Regions from separate parts of the Homo sapiens genome. Here region 2 is linked to region 1. The links are chromatin contacts, found by Hi-C or POLR2A ChIA-PET in ENCODE. All regions are on one chromosome and are shown on one strand. Each heading gives the region's core, a stretch centred on a gene start or an enhancer-like site at or near the end of the contact. The rest is flanking DNA. Distances are from core to core; before and after follow the strand shown. Region 1 overlaps LINC01478 (long intergenic non-protein coding RNA 1478). Region 2 has its middle 42 kb from the start of SETBP1-DT.

Evidence for each region. A loop is a pair of places that touch in the nucleus more often than their neighbours do. ChIA-PET counts read pairs that join two places held with the same protein, here RNA polymerase II (POLR2A). Pooled maps may share reads with other maps.
Region 2: a loop to region 1 is called in a pooled map, with 2.2 times the contacts of the local background. The contact joins two enhancer-like sites. A Hi-C loop is called at or near these places in 1 of 50 pooled maps. POLR2A ChIA-PET finds 5 or more read pairs at or near these places in 2 of 52 experiments (T-cell and activated T-cell).

What each region holds. Positions count from the first base shown.
Region 1 is chr18:44,505,449-44,510,970 of GRCh38, forward strand. All of the region lies in intron 2 of LINC01478 (long intergenic non-protein coding RNA 1478), which reads right to left. Among named protein-coding and RNA genes, the nearest start is that of LINC01478, 23 kb to the right of the region's middle. Within about 2 kb of position 2,448, at least 9 of the 41 ENCODE cell types and tissues checked have a DNase peak (open chromatin) inside an H3K27ac peak, as active enhancers do.
Region 2 is chr18:44,635,528-44,641,049 of GRCh38, forward strand. No RefSeq gene overlaps it. Among named protein-coding and RNA genes, the nearest start is that of SETBP1-DT, 42 kb to the right of the region's middle. Within about 2 kb of position 2,129, at least 3 of the 41 ENCODE cell types and tissues checked have a DNase peak (open chromatin) inside an H3K27ac peak, as active enhancers do.

The DNA of each region.
Region 1 (5,522 bases), core at 1,198-3,697:
AAAACTTAAGAAAAGGAAAACATCTGTGAGCGAGAATGATGAACTCAGGCTTCACAGAAAAGACAGGACTTGCTGTAGATCTGTGAATTTTTGATAACCAAAGAAGTAGGAGGGAAATCTAAGCGCTATAAAGTGAGAGAAAGTTTCCTCTTAATGGTTTACTTTTCAATTCAAAAAAGGAATAGAGGGGAATTTAAATTTGCCTTTCTTCACATTCATTCTTATATCCTTTTCACTCCCTTTCTGCCTTCTTGCAATCTTTGCTGCTTTGGGAAATGCCAAAAAAATAAATAAATAAATAAATAAACCATTGTTTTGTGGCCATTATTTAAGGTGTTAACAGTGTTACTTTTTTCAATATTTTTATTGGTGTTAGTCCCTAAACTATTTCCTTTATATAGGTTTCAAATTCTCAGTTAGGCTACAAACAGCTTAAAGCCAATGACACATCTTTAATTTCCTCATCAGCTCTTCCCATGCCCTTTACCACATAAGAATTCATACCATGCCTAAAATATTGTTTCGGCTTAAGTAAATGTTGTTGTTTATTATTATGTGGTGATTAGTCTTTCTGAGATAGCATCACACTTTTACCCTATGCCATACATAAAGGCCTACACCCTATCCTAATTGTCATACTAGGAGAAGGAATCAGGTCGCAGTGTTGTCATTGCTGAAGTCCGTCCATGTTCCTTTCAGTTGTAGACAAACTCTTGTACAGCTTCTTCTTCCTCCCTACTGTGGCTTTCATGAAATTCTCAGTGGGAGATAATAGGGATCATTCTCTCCCAATGGATAGGTATAGCTCTTAAGGCAAGAGCAAGGGAAATGCTGGAGGCCACTGAGCCTCCAATGTAAGAGTTGCTGCCAGTCGCACTCACATTAGCCTCTCTCATTCTTTCTCCTATAAGACCTTTTCCCTTCTTCTGACACACTGGAGGTTCTACAGAATAATCCCTCACTTCAAAATTGTGAACTTATGATTCTCAAATCCAGGGATCTGCTCTGGCTGATCCAAGGGCCCAGATGATTTTCCTTTTTCCTTCATGATCATCCCAACTGAAGAGAATGACAGAGCAGCAGGAGGAGATTATCATACTTGGCTGATGTGGCTCCTTCACACTAGAAGGGGTAAAGGGAACAGCTGGTGCCTCTGTAGAGGTTTGAAGATGGGTTTTCATTGCTTGTTGCCATCAGGAGTGACCAAGGAATGATGACTGACTCATGACCCTCCATCTGGGGCCTCGGAGCCCAGCACCTGATTTGATTACCACATTGCATTTATCTTGCCAAGATATGTCAAGGGGACAGTTTTTGGAAAAAAAATATGTATTAAGCAAAAACTGTACACCCAATATACCTCATCTTTACACTCAATACCCTTCCCTTAGTCATTTTCCTCACTACTCAACTTTGTATCTAGTCCTATTCCTGTGTCCTAAAATAAATGTTCATTTATAATAAGATATTTGCATATCCAGTGAGAAAGGCTTTCTTATCAAAAGAGGTTTTAGAATAAACTAAGTGGTAACTATGATTGCAAACTAGGTAGGCTGTTGACATATTGAATTAGGAGACCTTCTAAGATCCCACCACATAAACAAAATTTTCTTATTCAGTATGACCCTGAATGATTTCACAAACCAGAACTACCCATGGCCTGAATCCATTACCTACCCATACCTTATTTTTAATGTATTTAGGAAATATAAATTAAAGCTACATTGATTTTTTTTATAAAAATTTAATTTGAAAAACTGGCATTATGAATGCAGTGCTGAAAAACAATTTATATTCCTAGTTGCTACTCAGACAACTACTTCCACTCAATACCACTGGAATGAGACAGGTGGGCAACATCAATCTTCTCCCCTGGAACTAGTAGATATTAACCAACCTCTAGAGGCAGAAAGGGGCTCCAAAATTTGCTAATAGAAGGGTAAAGCTTAACTGAGATAGAAAGCTGGCTAGATACTGAGCCTTCAGCAAAGAAGATGGGGGCAATGATACAGAGGGAAATTTTCGTTGTGGGATGTAAGATCAGAAATGATGAATGGTCAAAGAACTTTTGCCAAAATGGCCTAGACCCTAAACACATTATTTTCTCTATTTTTCTCCATAGTAAATTTAAGCACTTGATTAGTGTCTCATCAACAATATCATATCACAATTCACCAGTGGGTTACTACAGAGGTTGTCTGATATGATATCTCAGGAAATAGTGATGTAATACTGAGTTTCTATGACTCCCTTTTATTAATGACTGACTTCTCATCTCATGGTTTGTATATTGAGCATCATGGGTATTGTTAACTGTCCCTGGAACCTGATCTTCACACGGAGTCAGAATATGTGCTCTCTGAGAAGGTTAATCACACAAACGCTCTTTGACTTCTTTCTCATGAATGCCACATCCTCCTCAGAACCAAGCCCACGACTGACTGACAAGCCCAATGGAGAAAGAGCAGAAAACAGGAAAACATGTATTACACATTGCCCTGCATTCATCAGACTGCCCTTCAGAAAGGGGAAATAACAAAGAGTGAATGGTGGGAAGTCATTTTATCTGCTAGAAAAATATGCCCTGTTCCCTACTCAAAAAACAAGTGGTTGTGAAGCAACCGCATTATTTAAAGCTACAAGGCAAACAGGAAGAGGCAAACCAAACAGGCAGACCCTGAGAACTTCCCGCAAGTGCTCCCCTCAGCTGGGCTGGTTTGCAGTCTGATGGGCATGCTGACAGGCTCCAGTGGTTGCTGTGAACCCAGAGCATTCTTGACGAGAAAGGAAAGAGGAAAAGAAAGTGCCAGTTCCTCTTTAGCAAGCTATTTGGAAAACATTTGCTAATTCAAAGGAATAATAATGATTTCTAGAACCAACAACCATTAGTGTAAGCATTAACATCTGAGAAAGAAACCCAATGCTAAAATGCAAGCTTGAAGAGTAAGGAATTGCCCAAGAATAGGAGGTAGAAGAAAGTTGTCTACAAAACCCAGAAGAAAGGTGGTGCTTAAAATTAATTGACAACACAAGTGACTATACTGGCCAAAGAATGATCATTGGAACTTTAAAAGTTTACAGGTTGGGCTCAATGAGTCCCCAGTTTTGAAATATTTGATATGAGCGGACAGATATTCCAGGAACTGTGTGGGATGACACTCTTGGCCTCAGCTCCCCATTTTAGCCACATTTGAAATACCTAGAACTATATCTCAAGATAGCCTCTGAGCTAAGTTGTTATTTTGTTGCTTCACAACTCAACCTCAGTTCTGAGAACAGAAGTAGATAAATGTTGTGGCCACAAAGCAATTCAGGTATTATTCTTAATCCTTACCATGGTCTAAGAGTTAAGCGTCAATGTCATCATCTTACAAACGAGGGTACTGACACTTGGATAATTGTCCCACCATCAGAGAGTCAGTTACAGCGAAGTCCATCTGATGATATACCCCCTCTTTCTTCTGTACCATGGGATAAAACACATTTAGGGGACAGTAGAGAGATGATGCCCCTAAATCATCATTTCTCATGGCAAAGAAACAGAATTTTCTTTGGGCCAGAGTGAGCAGTCACAGGGGACAAGTCCTACCCTTGGACATAATGAGAAGTTTGAGTCTGCAGCACTCACAGATCCTAGAGATTCACCAAGAGGTGGGAGCCAAAGACCCTTGCTTTCCAGAGATGGATTACATAGAAAAATGTGCCACTTGGCTGACAGTGATATTAGTGTATGTTTTCCCATTTCTCTCACTCCTCTGACAAGATGTAGTGTCACTGAGAACCAAATTAACACACCGGGAGGCTTTGTCATTAAAGAAATACAAGTTCGCTTTGATTATTGCTGGCAAGAGAGCAGAGTGTGTGGTGCAAACAGCAGTCCTATTCTCAGAACTAATATTCTTGCAGACAGCACAGCTCTGTCTCAGTGTATCTTGAATTGGAAGATGGGGTGTAATTTTTCAAATCTAGAGGGACAAAATGATTTCCAAGCTAGGTACTTAAAGGTATAGGCAGCCATAGATCGCAATGAACACAGCTGTCAATGTTGCCATAATCATAAAAAAAGGGAGAGACAGAAAAAAACGTGAGCAAGGAGGGAGAAAATCACAAGAAGTGTTTCTAGCTATGTATGTATGAACTGAATATGCTATTTGTAAGATTAAGCTAGAAAGACACTTAAGTAGAGGGTAAAAATAAAATGTACTTATATGAAAGAAGTTATCAAATATAATCAGGCAATTTACTGGAAAAGCTTTAAGAGTCTTAATTTCATTGTTGTAAATGTTGTTGTTTGCCTTTGCATTCAAATTAAGGTGTTACCATTTTCGTGTTTTTTTTTTAATTTACTTATATTTGCTGTTTGCTGTTTTGCTGTTTGACTGGAATCTGTTGATTATGGAGAAACTGGTCCTAGACCGGGAATCAAATACCCAGCGTGTTTATTTTCCTCATTCATTACCGTTTAATAGATTATTCTTTGGAGCCTCAGTTTTATCACCTGAAATTTGGAAGAATAATGTCTGTATTGACAACTCTACAGAAGATTGTGTATATCAAATGAGAGAATTAATCAGAGAGCACACTGGACGTGGATTGCCTGGTCTTCCCAAGGCTGGTAGTGTCTCAATATGCACCACACTATTGAAATCACATTGATACCTGGAGAAAAAGGAAGAACAGTGTGGGATAAAGCGGAAATGTAAAAGGGCTGTCCATTCCCTCAGAAATGGATGGTATGTTTTGTTTTGCCACCTGAAATAGCAAAATCATTGAACTCTTCTGAAACCTAATTCACTGCTTACATCCCAAGACTGGAGGACACATCAGCTGTGCCTACATCACATAAAATAAAGATAAGCAGTTCACATAATTGTCTCAATTTATTGTCCTACAAATCAGTGTGATATTTAGTCTTTAAGGAAATGGTAATTACACCCATCACAAAGCAGTTTGGATCTGAAAAATAATCTGAAAGGACGTAACCAAAAGCAAAGACTCAGAGGAAGCTTTATGTCCCTAAAATAAAACACTTCAGATTCGTGTGAGAGAAAAAAAAAAAAAAAGATCTCCCACACAGACGACCAAACAATGGGAAACGATGACTATGGAACGAGTTCTTTCCAGTTCTGGAAAGCATAATGGTAATAAGAGTTAACAATTAGTCAATCCCTGTCAACTAGTAGGAGGAGGTATGTAGGGAAGAAGTCAAGCCTAAAAGAATCAGGTCCCAGGACCAGGGTCAGGCAGAATGGGCGGAGAAACATCAACCACAGCAAAATGTAACAAACAGTTGATATTAGTGATATGATTCAGACTTTTAAAAAATAACTTGACAGTTATATTTTATTTTAATCTCCCCAAAACCCTGTGAAAGTGTCAGCCCAGGGCAAAAACAAACAAACAAACAAACAAACAAACAAAAAAACACCACCACACTGTAAGGAAAAAATGTTTTTAAAAGTTTAAGCAATTTTTCCACAGATCCCAGGGATATGACCGACCGAGAGAAACTTTCTTTAAAA
Region 2 (5,522 bases), core at 879-3,378, 130 kb after region 1:
TCTCAGGATTATAATTTTAGTTGATTTTTGGAAATATTTGCCCAATGGCTATGAGAAATATAAGACTCCTTCGACACAGTAACTGAAGTCATACTCTATAGTATTTAAAGCATTCCTTGAATAACTAATTTAAAACCGTGACATTGTCTTTCTTTTTCCAAGTTCTACATTATATTCAGAAATAGCCAACCCCACCCCACATTCCTGGTATTCTTTATTTCTATCATAAAGTTCAGTTACTGCTATTGCTACTTTGCCTTCCAAAGTCTTGCCTTCTACAGCTACATAACTCCAGGAAATCAGAAGTGGTAATGTAAATAGCTGTTTTGCTGCTGCATGCCATGCGTGTACTATCAGTGACCCATTTTGAGCTGCTGTTGAAATTGTTAGTGCTTTCCACTATGATCACATCAAAGAATCAATTTGTCACTTTCATCCCTAGCATTCTAATAGCCCCAAACCACCTACAGTTAAAAAACAAAAACAAACAAACAAACAAAAAACTATCTATGTTAAAGTTCGATTAAGCAATAGGAGTCACTCTATTTCAAGTATAAAGGACTTAAATCAGGAAATAGTAGCTTAACTACTGGAAGAACTTGGAAGCACAGGTTGGGGAAGTTGACACTAAAGATCTTACCTGAACTACCAAAGCAGAAAGTTTGGAGAGCTCTCTGGAACACTGTTTCTATTCTTAAAAATTCCTGAGAAGTTTGTATCTCTTTGTTGTCAGCAGTGAACCAAGTGATTCTCTAGGACTCACCAAGAAGTTACTGTGAGCCACTCTTCTGTTCATGAATCTGGCTGCAGTGACCTCCAAAGAATAGTGACTTCTCTTCCTTTTTCCTATTTCCAGATGACAGGCAAATGCCTCTCACTGACAGACTCAAACCTGACACCATATAGAGAAGAAGATTCTGAAAAAAGGAGTCTCTCACTTCCCCTTTACAATGCAGAAGACACCAAAGATGAAAGTAGTAATATCAAATTTGCTAAGGACACTCCAACAAAATGATCTAGCACTTTTATGTGAAAGACCCTTAAACCATGAATTAGAAAATGGATACTGTATCCTATAGTTTCCACTGACTTTGTTTCATCTGCCTAAACCTTACCCAGGCACTCCCATTGAAAGTGGGAATTTTTCTTGGCCACTCACCCTGAGAAACACTGAAAAAGAGAGACACTGTGGGGGGGCAAAAAAAAATTTATTCAGTCATCCCAGGTGTGGTGATGATGATAGTATTTCAATGAATCTTCATTGTTCAGTTCAAAATGGAAAGGCATCCAGAGGCTTAAAACAGGAGCTAATATTTGGAACACGGTTAAGTCACATGAGCACCTACATTCAATTCAACTAGACTCAAGAGCATTTTCTGTTTATAAAAAGTTCACCTGGCATGGGATAGAAGTAAAAAGATTAGATTTTCAGCCAACGTATTGCCAAGAATTACAATGAAATCAATTTTCTTTTTTCATAATTTCATACCTCCTAATCCATCTGACGTTAAGATGTCCGTTAATTCTTCTTCCTGAGAGAATATTTATCAGAGCATGTAAATAAACCAGAGAAGATTTTCACTTTAGAAATAGCAGAAGGTAAGAGGACTAAGGGGGAGACTGTTCACTTTCTAGAAAATATTTTGCTCGGTGTATACATATAACCTATTCAAGATAACATAAAATAAATATGAGCAGCAGAAGACACTTAGATTTGGGCTTACCAAAAGTTTTCCTTGTCTGCAACAACTCCAATCAGTCAGTAGTGGCTGAGAGAGCTGTGTTGAGGGGCCCAATGCTAAGACCTAGCTCAGGTTGGGGTGGGGAGGTGAGGGGAAGAATGCTGTGATCACCATAAGCAAAAGAGCAAAGGTGATGGCACTGTGCACTTGACATCTTTTCATTCATGTCATGTAAACCTTGGCAACCAATAAGTCTAGCATATCTTACTAAATTCAGCCATACATTATTTCCTAAATTATTATTTTTGTGTCACTTTCAAAAACCACCAAACAGGAAAGCAGGCCAAGTATTATTCTTCACGTTTTACAAAGGTGAACTCAGAAACTTAGAAATCTCAGATGGCTTGTTGAAATGATCTCACCCAGTAAGCTGGAAGTGGCAGAAGCCACACCAGAACACACCTCTCTGAGTCACACATCCGAGGGTTTTTCTCACAGTTCATGTAGTTTGAGAATAATTGGCATACCTCTTACGAGAAGCAGAGGGGAGGAATGACAGTGACTTTGAAAGTATTATAACCAGCTTCTCTACAAGCTAAGATCTGATTTAAAAAAAAAATTCTGTTTAGCATTAAGGAGAAAACGCTAGGGTAACATTTAACCATTCCTATGTCTGCCCTTTAAGGCCAACACATTGTTTCACGGGGACACATGTAACTGATGGCTGAATGTTTAACTTTGTGACTAAGAGCCTCAGCTAGCTGAGGAGAAGGGATTAATAGAGTGAAAGAGAAATAACAATGCTGACCTAATTCACAGGGATATAATTACCCAATTCACCATTGTAAAGTACTTTGAAAACAAGTGTGTTATAAATGCTAACTAACATTATTACCAAAACTAATTCTGTGTTACTATCTCATATCAAGGTTCCCAGAGTATTCCTTGGACATGCCCTGCCCTGCCTGCCCACTCCTGCGAGGTAGCATGTAAAAACTCTGACCAGCCGTGACACCTATTTTTCCCACACCTACTCCTCCTGTTCTTCTTGATTCACTTTTTCATCTTTCTTTATGGCTTCACTTCACTTCATACACAATCATGAAAGAATCTTTGCTTCAGTGATTGGCATTCCACAAAATGCCATTAAGCCAGAACCAGTTTTCCTCTTGCTTTACGGTCAGCTTTCCCTAGTGGTCATCCTATGTGAGCACAGTAGCCACTTCATATGCCAATAGGTGTTCAAAAAATGCCAATAAATGCATTGCGCCTCATAATTGTCCAGCCCTTTTATTTCTACAAGGCACTCTTCAAGCCCTTCTCTCATAAAAACTGTACAAGAAAGACCAGACAGGGATGGTCACTATGGACAGTTGAGTCAACTGATGCAATAAGAAGTTAAGTGGGCCAGGTGTGGTGACTCGCACCTGAATCTCAGCACTTTGGGAGGCCAAGCAGGGGGGTGGGGGGGGGTGGATCACAAGGTCAGGTGTTTGAGACCAGACTGGCCAACATAGTGAAACCCCATCTCTACTAAAAATACAAAAATTAACCAGGTGTGGTGGCACACACCTGTAGTCCCAGCTACTCGGGAGGCTGAGGCAGGAGAATCTCTTGACCCAGGTGGTAGAGGTTGCAGTGAGCCGAGATTGTGCCATTGCACTCCAGCCTGGACAACAGAATGAGATTCTCAAAAACAAACAAACAAACAAACAAGTTAAGTGACTCAGTTCCCATTAAAATGAGCAAGGAGATTGAAATATTCAACTTCACAAGTACAGCAGGTTAGCACAGTGTCTGATATGTCATAGGCTCTGAATAATACCTGCTGCATGAGTAAGTGAATGAGTGAACAAAATAATGAAGTAATGAAAGCATGTGTTGAAATTCAGTGCTGTGTGTTTTCCACTTAGCCACACTGATACCATTTTCTGTGTCAGAAAAAAATTCTAACCTGGTAAAATACTGCCCAGAGAAACAGTGCCAGGGTGAGGTGAGTCCTGCATCCACTTTTCCAGTAATCTTCTAAGACGGGTAGAGAAGATGCCAACAGAAAGCCCTGTTCCCGTGGAGTCCTTCATGGAAGAAGAATGGGATTAGACACTGACTGTTACTATCAAAGAGCATTTCTTGAGGGCCAATTATCATAACAGCTTACATTTGCAACTGCTTTGCCATTTGAAAAGCACTTTCCCATTCATTAGTCCATTTGATCCTTCTAATAATGCTGTGGAGAATGTGTCCTCATTATCCCACATTTTATCGATGAGGAAAATGAGCTAAAGGGAGGTAGGTAACTTGCTCAGGGTTTTATATCTCTCATAAACAGCAGATAAGTTCTGCAAACAAAACCTACCAGCTTCAAAATTAGTGTTCCTTCTGTTGCATTGTGTTGTCTTCCAAAACTCAGAAACTTGTCTCTAGGACCGTTTCCAGAGAAAAGTCAAATTCTCCATCACCACTGCCTACGCCTTCTGAGCCCATGCCCTACCACCCAAGCTTCCCCAGGCTCCTGACCAGGGGCTCAATGGAGTTGTCAGCTGGTCATATGCAATGTATAAACTTGATCACATTCACTTCCAAAGAAAGTGTCTGTGATTAAGAGCTCATCTAGTAGAGTCCTTTCTCTTTAATAATCCATTTTTAGATGACAATATGTCCAGATTTTACCTTCCAAAAGCCTATTGTCTGCCTAAATGCAAACAAATGACTAATGGAGAAATTTAGAGAATTTAGCAGGGAAAGCATTTTCGCTGCACGGAGGCCAGATTAAGACACAGTAGACTCCTATTTGTGAATTACTAACATAAGCATTGAATTTTCCAGGTGCTTTCAATAAGGATTTGTTCATTCACTCTTTCCTACAATGAGTGCTTCCTTCTACTTACAGGCTTGCAAAATGCTGCAATGTGATAATGAATAAGAATGAATGACTTCTAAAATTATTCAGTAAGTCCTGAATTCCTGCTTTCAGTAACTTCAACTATTTCATATGGCTTTTACCTGAAACAAGGTAGGCTTCGCCCTTCCCACTGCAGGTAAGAAAGAAGATTTGGAGCAACATTAATGCATGTTTCTTTGAAAGTGGTTACTTCATCTACTGGAGAACACCCTGGTTTTAAACTTTGCCAATATCTCTTTTTTGTTTGTTTGTGTTGTTCTGGTCTGTTGTGCTTTATGTATAGAGAAATACTTACTGATTTAAAAGGACCAATAAGTCTTTTTATTTGTAACTCAAAGTAACTCAGACAACCGCTAAATATCAGATTGAAGGTGTTAGATCCTCCCTCCCACCCTACTCTCAAGCTTACTGTCCATTTAGTCCATTTAGAGAGGAAGTTATATAGGGGTTAGGGGAGTAGAAATAACTCAGGTTTGAAAATCATCACTAAAAAAAGAGATTAGAGAGTGGCTTCTAGCACATGGAAATTACTGATAGCAAAGCTCGTCACATTTTTGCTGGAAAGAAAACTGTGACTACTTAAGAGTTAGTACAACCTTTGACCCACCAAATGTGCACCAGTAGAAAAGAAGCAACAAATGCTGAGTAGTCTTCTAGTAAGGCAAATTATCTCACACCTGCTTTAGCTGTGGCCGTAGAGAAAATGTTCAAAGAGGAGCCACCAAAAACAGCACACACAGGAATTTCTTCCAGAGGCATATTCAGGGTCTCATTCAGAACTTCCCAATTCCTGGTACAAGGATTCTTCATAAGGACTGCCGAGAGGGATTCCACAACTGCGGGAGAACTTTGTAGATGGGAGTTTTTATAGCTGTTATCCTGTCCCTGCTTTGTAAAGTATAGCGGGGGAGTGAGATGTGGGGCAGAGAAGTGTGGGG